Regions from separate parts of the Homo sapiens genome. Here region 2 is linked to region 1. Evidence: chromatin contacts called from ENCODE Hi-C or POLR2A ChIA-PET data. All regions are on one chromosome and are shown on one strand. Each heading gives the region's core, a stretch centred on a gene start or an enhancer-like site at or near the end of the contact. The rest is flanking DNA. Distances are from core to core; before and after follow the strand shown.

Evidence for each region. A loop is a pair of places that touch in the nucleus more often than their neighbours do. ChIA-PET counts read pairs that join two places held with the same protein, here RNA polymerase II (POLR2A). Pooled maps may share reads with other maps.
Region 2: a map of dorsolateral prefrontal cortex shows a loop between it and region 1 (6-fold over the local background). The contact joins the promoter of FTSJ1 here to the promoter of ZNF182 in region 1. A Hi-C loop is called at or near these places in 2 of 168 maps with a recorded cell type or tissue (dorsolateral prefrontal cortex and posterior cingulate gyrus) and 7 of 50 pooled maps. POLR2A ChIA-PET finds 5 or more read pairs at or near these places in 2 of 52 experiments (activated CD4-positive, alpha-beta T cell and naive thymus-derived CD4-positive, alpha-beta T cell).

What each region holds. Positions count from the first base shown.
Region 1 is chrX:48,001,093-48,008,278 of GRCh38, reverse strand. It overlaps ZNF182 (zinc finger protein 182), which reads left to right and starts at 4,290. Exons shown (of 6, transcript NM_001007088.2): 1 at 4,290-4,370; 2 at 4,577-4,771; 3 at 5,626-5,684. The coding sequence starts at 5,670. It overlaps SPACA5 (sperm acrosome associated 5), which reads right to left and starts at 1,291. Exons shown (of 4, transcript NM_001394298.1): 1 at 332-1,291. The coding sequence starts at 476. RefSeq lists an enhancer at 4,365-4,674.
Region 2 is chrX:48,473,198-48,477,760 of GRCh38, reverse strand. FTSJ1 (FtsJ RNA 2'-O-methyltransferase 1) reads right to left here and starts at 1,562. Exons shown (of 13, transcript NM_012280.4): 1 at 1,365-1,562. It overlaps LOC124905185 (a long non-coding RNA gene), which reads left to right and starts at 1,418. Exons shown (of 2, transcript XR_007068226.1): 1 at 1,418-1,882; 2 at 2,573-3,533.

The DNA.
Region 1 (7,186 bases), core at 3,041-5,540:
TGAGGGTGGTGATCTTGGTTTAGTGGTGGTGATGTTGGTGATTCTGGTGAGACATCAGTGATGGTGGTAGCGATGGTATTCATGATGGTAACAGTGGTGATGATATTGATTGTAGTGATGGTGTTGATGGCAGAGATGGAGGTGATGGTTGTGAAGGCAATAATGGTGGTGGTGTTAGAGTTAGTTAAACTACTCAGCATAGTCAGTCAGGGAGTGACTCAAGGGATCATGCCCAGGCCTGGAGAGGTGATAAAGGACAAGAAGGGGCCTGGGTCTGAATGTGGCGGGTGGCTCAGGGTTTGGATGGGATTTGGGGCAACTGGATTCTCACAGTCTCCAACGCCGTAGCCCTTGTAGCCGTTCAGCCCTGCTCTCTCCAGTCTTGCCGCCAGCTCGCAGCGTTCATAGATCTTGGCATCCACAGTGACAACCATCAGCGTGGCCAAGGTCACTACCACAGTGCCCCAGGCCTTCATTATGGCACCTGTAAGCCCTCCCAGGTGACTTGCTCCAGACTCACCCTGTGGTGTTCGGAATTAGGGGCATTCTGGAACTCTGGGCTCTATGAGCAAAGGTCTAAGTGGTAGATTCTGGAACGCGCAACACAGAAGCCTCAACATCGCCCAACACTGTTGCATTGGGGATTAAAGGCCCCACCTCCCAACACTGTTGCATTGGGGATTAAGTTTCTGACATCTGAATTTTGGAAGGCACACATTCAAACCATAGCACTCATCCTTGGTACCTTGTTCACCTCTCTGCACTTAAAGTGCTGTTCCATCCTAATTTACTGGAATGTGCCCCACATTTCATATTACAAATGGCATATTACATATACATTCTTATGCTTGACTGCTTTTTCAACTTCATTCTCATTCTGCCTTTTGTTCCTCCATTCACTTACACTGCCTTTCAGCCACTTATATTCACCCATACTGGGCCTCATATTATCGCAATTCCTCACAGTCTACTTAGCATTACCCAAATTCTTTCATGTCATATTCCTTCTTCACCCCACTCACTCTCACTCAGACTCATTTCCTATCTTTGCCTCTATTTCCCGCCCCTGCATCAAATGACTCTGGCTTACTCGCACGTGGCCCAGCCTTCAGCTTCTTTCATTGACCCGGGGCCTCATTATTTCCCCCCTTCACTCCCCCTCTGCCCCTCCTTCACCTCTATTCTCTCAGATGCTGTCCCAGGAACACCCCCATTTCCTGGAGCTCTGTCCCTATTACTCCCAAACACTAGCTGAAGTTACCCACATACACTTAGCCTACGCTAAGTGAGCCAAGATCGCACCACTGCACTCCAGTCACTGTTCTTTCTCAGTTTTCTCTTCATTGTTTCCATTTACTCTTACTCTGCCTCTCACTGCCTCATTCCTTTAAATCTATTCCCACTGTAACCCCTATCACCCTCTTCTTGCTCATATTCTGCTCCTGATTCATGGCTGCCATTCTGCCTCCCAGTACCCGCATTCTGTCACGCTGTGCCTCAAATTCGTTACTTTTGCTCACATCGGGCTCCCCATGTTTCCTCGCTTTACTCACCCGAGGCCATGAAGCCTTCATCCACTCTCTGCCTCACAATACCCACGTTCACCCATCCTCTGCTCTTCACTTTCATTCCCTCTCACTCTGCCCAACATCACCTCCATTCATGTGCACTCTTCAGCTCATTCACATTTGCCGATTCCCACTGGGATCCCTGTGCACCCACGTTCCTGGGCTACTACCCTGTATAACGCCCATGTAATCCCAGTCATCTCTAGTCATCCTTCTCCCTCGTAGCACCCACACTCAAACTCGGCCTGCTTCACATTCTACCATGTATCCATCTCCACTCTTTTATTCTGTCCCTCCCGCACCCCATTCTTCCCTTTCCATCCCACATTACCCCCATTCACTCCTACTGTCTCCCTAAATTCCCCTCTCTTCATTCATCTTGTGCCTCATAAAACCACCATTCATTCACACTCTAATCCTCAGTACTCACATAAACTCCACTCACATTCACCCCCTTCAGTTGCCCCATTCATTCAGAGTCTGCTCCCACTTTCACCTTTTTTCCGCTGAGACTGTGCCTCATTTCCCATCATTTACTTAATCTCATCATAATCTCAAATTCATTCATAATTGAATGCATGCATAGTCATTCCCTCACTTTGGCCCACATCCACTCCACTCTGGTGTTCATTCACCTCCATTCCATTGCCCTTTGCCTCTCCTTGCTCTCATTTACTCCCAATTTGCCCTTCAGTCACCATTATTCATGCCCCTCACCCACCAGTCCCATGTATCTCCTGTTCACTGACACTCACATTGGCCAACACAGAAGCATCTGATGGATTGCTCAGGATTTGATCTGGCTGCACGCACCAACCCCACCACAAACACCAGTGGCTTCAAGAGGAGGGAAGCAGATTCCTCTTTTGGAGGCAGGTAATCCAGGGCTAGTGTGGTAGCTCCAAGGTCACCAGAGACCTGGCTCCTTCTGTGCTGTTGCTCTGTCAGCCTCACCTGCTGCTTCTGGTCCAAAATGACCGCTCACAATTGGCAAGGCTTTTGTGGTCTTGATAAAATGTATCATAAGAGCAATTGTAATGATGACTCGCCAGCCACGTGGGGGCTTCTCTCATTGTCTTTGGGTGGGAATGTCATATCATGCAGACTCTGTGGTGGGACCAGCCACCTGTCAGCTTCTCACTCTCCTTCACCTAGCCACCTGCTGCTTAGGTTACTGTATGAGGAGGTCACACCTGTAGGGAATGACGGTAGAGGATACCCAGGACAGAGAGTGGGAGTCCTCGCTCTGCAGCAGCAAAGTTAGCCTCACATAGCTTGTGCATGCACACTGTGGGCCCTCAGATAGTTTCTGAGGGGCTGTATCACTGGCTCCTCTGCCCCCCAACTCCCACCAACCCTAAAAGATTTCCTCCTTTGTGTAGGTGTGTGTGTACAAGGTGGTTGGAGATGACGTTTAGGTGCTAGAAGGGGCGACACTTGATGGGCCCTAAAGGACCAGCCCTTTCTATTTTCTACCTCCTAATGCATTGAGAGAGTGGATAAATTGTATACCCAGGAGGTGCTGATGTGTCAGGGAGCAACAGATGTGAGTTCCTTTTTTACTTTCTTTCTTTCTTTGTCTTGTCTACTGGGAAGCTCCATTCCTTTTGTTGTTGTTGTTGTTTGTTTGTTTTTTGTTTTTGAGATGGAGTCTCACTGTGTTGCCCAGGCTGGAGTGCAGTGGTGTGATCTTGGCTCACTGCAACCTCTGCCTCCCGGGTTCAAGCGATTCTCCTGCCTCAGCCTCCAGAGTAGCTGGGATCACAGGCGTGCTACCAAGCCCGGCTAATTTTTGGTGTTTTTAGTAGAGACGGGGTTTCACCATGTTGGCCAGGCTGGTCTTGAACTCCTGACCTCAGGTGATCCGCCTACCTTGGCGTCCCAAAGTGCTGAGATTACAGGCGCACGCCACCGTACCCAGCCCAATATATGTGTATTTTTAACGTTACTATATAATGCTAGATTGCTTCAGACTGGTCTTTACAGATCGGATCCTTCTTATGGTTTCCCATATGTCCAGAATGAAATATGAGCTCCCTGGCCAAGGAGGCCCTACAGCACCTGGCCCCAGCCTACACCCCCTACACTCCCAACACACTGACACTGTCTACTCATCCAGAAAAAGCAACCTGTTAGCCACCACTTAATATACCCCTTCACCCCCGGTGTGTGTGTCCCACATCGCCGTTTATTTTTCAGCTTGTTTGTCTGCATACCGACCCACCGTCCTTCAAACGCTACAACGTAAACTCCCAGTCCTGGCCACTGGATGAAGCCAGTGGCTTTTCCCTACCTCCTACTCTTTGTGCACGCAGAGCAATTTAGCCACGCATCCCGCCTTCCCGTTATTTTACACCTGCAACCCTGTTGCTGCCCTCCAAGTTCAAAGTGCGAAATTGCCGCCTGCTAGAATCTTTTCCTTAGTTGGGCACTTCCCCTCCCCGCCCTGCCGTAAGAAAATTGGTGTCTGAAGTCTTAGGAGTGCCTGCCTCTGCATAACTAAGTAAACAACCGCTTTGCGACGCAGCCCCAGCAGCAAAAGGACACGGTGGGCACGGCCATCTGGCCTGGAGCAGTGACGTCACCGGCAAGGCTACCTTCCCTCTGCGCCTGCGCTGCGGCCCCATGTTGACTATTGGCGGACGGGGTCTCAAAGGCGCCACTGAGCGTGCGCAGAACCGACCCCTGCAGCCCTTTAGGCTGCGGTGCCAAAGAGTCGGTCCCGAAGCGGAAGTGCTTGTTGGGGCCAGGCTTTGTAACGGTCTCCTGAGCAGCGAGCAGAAAATCTGTTATCGAGAGAGAGTGAGGTTGAGGGGGCAAGTGCTAGGGGTCGTGGGCTGAGTGATGGGGAGTTCTGTGGGATGAGTGAAGTGGGAGTTGGGGGTTGAGTGATGGGGGACCGAGAGGTCAGTGGACGAGGTTCTAGGGGCTCACTGGTGAACAAAGTTATGGGGGCTAAGCAGGATTAAATGGGGCTTATTAAACTTTGACTTTTACACGTTTTCCAGCACAGTGACCTGCCCCTAAAGGTTCATGCGCATCCCTCAGACCCCTCTTTAGACGCGCCCCGCTTCTCCCTCTGCCCTCTCCCCTTGCCCAAGCCCCGAGGTGGGGGCCTGGTGTGAATGCTCCGGCCGAAGTGAACCTGCACCCCCGCACCCGAAGGCCTCTTTCCGGCTTCTGGGCAAGGCGGCCCCGGTGAGGTGAGCAGAAGGAAGGAGAGGCACCTGCGAGGTCTCACCTGACCCCGGGCCTCGCCCAAGTTGGGGGCGTGGGAGGAGGGGTAGGTGCGGGGTCTGAGGGAGATGGGGGTAAAATGTAATTGGGATAATAGTTTTAGAGTGTAGTTTTTTTTGGCATTTAATAAATAACATTTGAATATATAGATTAATTCTGAAATAGAGAAAAAGAAAATCAACAGGAACTAATTCTTCCCCCACACATTTAAATGTCCGTTTTTAGACATTTTTGGTGTGTATAGGGGTATGCCTTTTAAACATTTAACATATAACTTTAAAATGGATTCCCGCAGTTTTAAAACCTACTTTGTAATTCACCTTAGGATTTTTTTGTACACCTTTTAAAAACGTTTAGTTGAGATACATATACCACAAAGTGCATAGATACTGTACAGTTCCATATAACGCTTTTAACAGCTTTGTAGCATTTTATCTTTTATATTTTGTTATTATTAATCCCTTATGGGTCATAGAGGATCGTTTAAGTTTGGCATTATTGAAATCAATGCTGAGACGTGGGTACGTGCAGAGAAATTATGATACATTATGATAAATTATTTCCTTAAGGAAAATACCTACAAATACACTTTATGGGTCAGTACACAATTTAATATATGTGTATATAAAACCTTTTGTGTTCAATGTTCACATGAAGAGTGAATAATACACAGATTGTTAAAATCACATGGTTGCCCAGACTCTTCCAGAGAGCAGTCTGATGGCCAGCTGATGTGAGGGGATTGCTAGGCAGCTAATTCTGGGCACTGAAAGTCTGATGGGGTCTCCTCATCTGCTGTACTCTTCTCCACTTGTTCCAGCTCGGCCGTCACACATCTCTGCTTTTTCCCAAGAAGAGCAGGAAATGGCCAAACCCCAGGTAAGTATGTTGTCTGTTTCTTCATTCCTCTATTTTACTGTGGATGTGACGAAATATGTGGAAATCCCTGCCATAAAATAGGAAAGTATTTGTAAATAAGGATTGGATCAGGCAAAATAAGAGACAACAGATCAAGGCCAAATTAGAATGTAGAGGTGTGCAGGACTCAGGGTGTAACAGATATTGATGTTGGGCTGTCAGTTTCTCTTTGAGCCTTCTGGTAGCCAAAGGGAAACATAACCAGTACCTTGGCTCACCTTACTCATCAGGAGAGAGCACACAGCCTTCATGGGAAGTCAAGGTTGCCTGGAATTGTGTTTAAAGGTATTTCTTTGCTGGGTCTTCATGTGGATAGTGCAGTTGCCCTCAACCACAGCCTGGTGACAAATGCTTTCCTGCAGATATGTGCTACAGCTTTCCTCAGTGAGCTGGAGACATCATGTCAAAATGTAACTTGGGAATGAAATCTCTTAGGGAACCTGCTTGTCTTTCCAATGATTTTCCTGAAGCAATTTCTTAGTCGGACTTTGAATTATCTTTTGTCCAAGAGACAAAATTTTTTCAGATACCTGCAGCCCACCATATTTTTTCTTTCACTTTAAACATTTTTATTTTTTAAATTAACATACAGTGAAATTGATTTTTGTTAGATTGGTGTAACTAATCTATAGGATAGATAATAGTTTCATCACCCCAAAAAAACTCCTTCATGCTACTCTGTTAATAGTCATGTCTTCCCCAACCTGTAACCTCAGGCAGCGGTAGGTCTGTTCTGTGTCACTGTAGTTTTGTCTTTTCAAGAATGTCATATAAGTGAGGTGTCATGTATTATGTAACCTTTTCTTTCTGAGATGATTGATTTACATGCAATTGAAAGAATAATACAGAGAAATCCTGTGTACTCTTTTCCTAGGTTCCCCCAATGATAACATCCTGCAAAAACCATAGTACAATATCAAAGTCAGGATGTTGACATTGATATGATCAAGCCCCATCATCGCAAGGATCCCTCAAATTGTCCCTTATAGCCACAGCCACTGCCCTTCCTCCCCCATACCCATTCCTAAACTCTTGGCAGCTACAAATCTGTTTTCTGTTTTGGGAATTTTGTCATTTCAGGAATGTAATAGAAATGGATCGTATGGTATGTGACCTTTTGGGATTTGTTTGTTTGTTTCCACTCAGCACAATTCCCTGGAGATTCATCAAAGTTGTGTGTGTCAGTAGTTGTTTCTTTGTTATTGCTGAATAGTAGTCCATGGTATAAATGTACCACAGTGTATTTATCCATTCACCTGTTGAAAGACATTTGCGTTATTTCCAGTTTTTGGCAATTATGAGTAGAGCTACTTTAAACAATCATGCACAGGGTTTTGTGTGAACATAGGTTTTCATTTCTGTGGAGTAAATATTGGATTACTAGGTCATATGGTAAGTGTATGTTTAACTTTTTAGGAATCTGCCAAATTATTTTCTAGAGTGGTTGAACCATTTTTCATTTC
Region 2 (4,563 bases), core at 313-2,812, 470 kb before region 1:
CACAAAAGACCCCATAAACCCAACATTCATCCCATAGATGGCCCACTTGTGAACCTGTCCACCTCCCATCACTGTCACCCACACTCCACACATTAAACCCTGCAACTGCCACTATCAACCCTTCTCTGCTCATGTCATGCCCATTAAAATCTCACTGACTGTATCCCCAGTTGTCCCCATTGCCCCTAGATTCATATAGTCCTATTAGCCCCCATTAATCCCTTGTTTTCCACCTTTATCCTAATACTACTTCATTGTACCTCCCACTCCCTATATCTCTCTCGTTTCACCCCATTCGCCATTAATCCCTTAGATGATTAGGCCCCTTTATTACTACATCCTTATGAACCTCTAACAATGCCTGGAGAATCATGGTCTATTAGCTCCCCATTAAGCATTCAATTACTGATTTATCAGCCCCCATTAACTCAGTTTTCTCCAATAGACCCTTCATAGATCACAGCACTAGCCTCCTGCCCTGTAACTCTTTCATTAACAAACACGTTAACTGATCACACATCAGTTCCCCATTCTCCCCTCACTGTCCACCCTGCTCTCCATGGATCCATCACTGGATGATCACACTCCAACAGTTTACTATTCACCTACTATGTATCAACAGAAGTTAACCCCCCCAACCCTAGTTTACTATTGCCCTCTCTTTACTCACTCTGTCCCCTAATTCCTCGACGGTCATGCCACCATAGCCCAACTACTGACTCTGACTACAACACCATCAGCCTCTCATTATCTTTTCTTTCACCAAGGCCCCTTGATCATGACCTCCATCCATCTATTATTCCCCCCACAACCTCACCATCATCCTTGCCATTACGATGCCCCATCACTTTCCATTAACCCGTTGAATATCATACCTCCATCAATACCTGGGGGATCATTTTCCCATCCATCACTCGTTATATTCTAGTTGCTTACTCTGCCATCCCCTCATTAATCAATCAATGAACAACAGTTCGACTAAAATATTCTTATTAGCCCCCATTGATTCCCCAGTAACACCCCACCCTCACGCTCCACCCAACCTCCCAAAACAGCCTTCTGACCACACTCCCCGTCCCTCCTCATCAATACCTCAAAGATGATAGCTCCATCGGGACCACCGGGTACCCCTCCAGGCGGCTCCGACCGCTGCGTCCCATGTCCCCACCTCGAATCCACCCCGTCTACTGGTCCCCTTCTGCAGACAAACCTTGGGTCTAGAACCCACCCGGTGCCAGCCGCCCGAACCATACACAGCTACGGCGCCCAGGGCGGACCTCCCTCCTTTCCCCGCAGGCGGGACAGTGCAGGCGTGCCTCAATAGCCTCCGCCCGCATTCCTGTCCTCCGCGCCCCAGGGCCCACCTTAGTTTTCGGAGCAGGGTGGTCCGCGAGCAGCCTGTGCCTCGGCGAGAGCGCAAACGGGCGACAAGTCCTAGGGCTTCAGTTTGTGTTCGTAGTCCACCCGAATGCCCGGGGGGGCAAGCCTATGGGCTGTCGCAGCGTGGCAAACTCGGCATCGTGGATCGCCCAGGTTCCGGCGGGCCGGGACCTGATGTGAACGTACAACGTGAGCCCCGTCATCTATTGTCGACGTATCCGGGGCTCGCGAACTGCGTTTCCCGGCATGCAACGGGCACGGCCAAAGCGGCTGAATCCACGCACTGCGTGGCTGCAGCGACGCGACGCGCAAGTTGCCAGCGATTCTTTGTTCTTTTTCTTCCGAGGCCAAGATCGATTTGCTCCCCCGCCCCTCCCTTCTTGGACCGTGCTTGTTATTGAGCCTGTAAACTACATTTCCCAAGATGCCACGCGCAAGATGGCGCCCATTCATTTTTCGCGTGCCGGGAAGCGAAATTACCACTCGGGGCATAAACGTGACAGTAAGGAAAATGCGTTCTTGAAGTGCGCGAGCGCGCGGAGGCTGCTCGGCTGCAATTTCAGATCGCACTACAGCTAATGCATGGCGCTGCCTGAGTTTTACTGCCTCAGAACTTCAGTTTCCCTGTCTGGAAAGTGGGGATAATCAATAGTATAGACTTAACAGCATTATTGGGAGGGTTAAATAGGTGTAGCTTAGCCACTCTCTGGGCTTTTGTAATTCTGTGATCTTCAAATATTTTAAATTCCATCCCAGACACAAAAAAAGACTATACATCCTGACCCAGTGGACAAACGGAAAAATAATGAAAACGTTTATCATAGTGTTTACCATGTGCTAGGCTCTAAATGCCCTCAGTGGTGTGCTGGTAAATGGTTAACCACTGGCTGGGGCGGGGGTGGTGGCGGGGAGGGGTGGGGGGAAGGGAGGCTGGTTTCTAGCATTTACCAATTTCCATGGCTTAGGTACAATCTTCTTGTTAGATTTCAAGGTACCGACCTGTGGTCACTGAACAGGGAGTTTAAAAGAGATGCAGTAGTGCACTATCATGTATTATTTTTACCATACAGATAAAATGGGGGTAAATGACCTCAAGAGCATAGAGAATAGTGGAATGTGGTAAAATTAGGAAGTTACCAGTTTTGAGTAAGTTTATATCATTTCATTTTTAACCATAGCTGTTTAACTTTAGGGGGCTGAGGTGGAAGGATCGCTTGAGTCCAGGACTTCAAGACCAGCCTGGGCAATATGGTGAGATCCCCGTCTCTACAAATAATAAAAATAGCCGGGCGTGGTGGTGTGTGCGAGTAGTTCCAGCTACTTGGGAGGCTGAGGTGGGAGGATTGCATGAGCCTGGGAGGTCAAGGCTGCAGTGAGCCTTGATCTTGCCACTGCACTCCACTGTGGGTGACAGAGTGAGACCCTGTCTCAACAAACAAACAAAACCAGTTGTTAAACCAGCTGTTTAACAACCAGTTTGCAAAATTTCTGAAAATTGAACAGCTCCTCCCAACCTGTATAAGTTGGCTCCAGCATGTCCTTCCCTTTGTTCATTCATTTTAATCCTGGCAACATGCATATGAGTATTAGCCAGGGGCGGCGGCATGTGCCTTTAGTCCCAGCTACTCCAGAGGCTGAGGTGGGAGGATCCCTGGAGCCCAGGGGTTTGAATCTAGTCTGGGCAACATAGCGAGAACCCATGTCTCTTTAAAAAATAAAAGGGCTGGATGCAGTGGCTCACGCCTATAATCCCAGAACTTTGGGAGGGCGAGGCGGGGGGATCACTTGAGGTCAGGAGTTGGAGACCAGCCTGGCCAACATAGTGCAACCCCGTCTCTACTAAAAATACAAAAATTAGCTGGGCGTGGTGATGCGCACCTCTAGTCCCAGCTACTCAGGAGGCCAAGGTGGGAGGATCACTTGAACCTGGGAGGTGGAGGTTGCAGTGAGCCGACATCGTGCTACTGCACTCCAGCTTGGGCGACAGAGTGAGACCCTGTCTCAAGAAAAAAAAAAAAAACAGAATGATTGATTCCTTAGCACACGAGCTTCACCAGGCAGGGATTCCTGTTCTGTCATGTTCACTGCTGCCTCCCAGTGCCTGGAACAGGGGTGGCGCACAGTTGGTGTTCAATAAATGTTGGTTGAATTCATCCTTTTGTTGCTTCGTTCCTTAATTTTTTCCCCAGTGGTGCGTCCTGCATTTCTATGGAGCCCTGGGTGGAGGCGTAGAGACTCTGAGAACCAGGGAAGAAGCCAGAGCTTTGTCAGCAGAACTCAAGGGCATTGTGGGACTGTGGGAACATGACTCCCCTGCAGAGGCGAGCGAGTGTGAGAAAGGAAGGGTTCGAGCCACCAGGCCTCCGCTCCACAAGAGAGGAGGGGGTGCCAGGCATTGGGGGCCCATGTTCACCCTGTGGGACGCTTCCCACGTCCTGTTTTCTTGTCGCTCACGAAGAGGATGTTTAACTTTTAGCAAAGAAACTTGCTTCCTCCAGCAGGACCGGGGGTTTGGGGGACAGGAGCCAGGCTCTGAACTCTCCAGGCTCTTCCCGAAGTAGGGTGTCGGCCTGCAGCTCCCACCCGGCACCCCACTGAGTGTAAAGGTGTCCTTCCCTTGGCCTCCTGGAGGGGTCAAGGAAGGGGGAGCTGCCAGGCCAGCTCTTTCCCGGTGGGGGCATCTTAGCAGTGTGAGGGAACGAGGGGGGTGGCCCAGGGGCAGGGGACTAGGACTTTGCTGCCCAGGGGCTGCTTTGAGGAAAGGAAGTGACTGGAAAGAGTTACTCCGTGGGGAGCCTGCATGAAAGGACAGATTGGAATCCCATATGCAGCCCAGCAAGTGGGACTTTGCTTTCGCAGAGAAGAAATCATTAATTCCTCCCACAAATATGTATTGAGCAATAACTATGTGTAAAGCATTGTCTTAAGTGCTCTGCCTGTGTTAATTAATTCAATTGTCTCGATAGCCCAATGAGTTAGGCGTTATTAGGCCCTTGAGGAAGCTGAGACTCAGTGAGGTTTAGGAATTTGCTTGTTTAGCCACACAGCTAATAAGTGGCAGAGCTGAGAAAGCTTTTGCTGTTAACTGCTTCACTGTGTCCCTCCCTCCCCTGGATGCTACCGGGAAGTGAGCTGTTTTCATCAAATGTCTCCTTAGAACTGATGATAACCCAAAGTGACTTT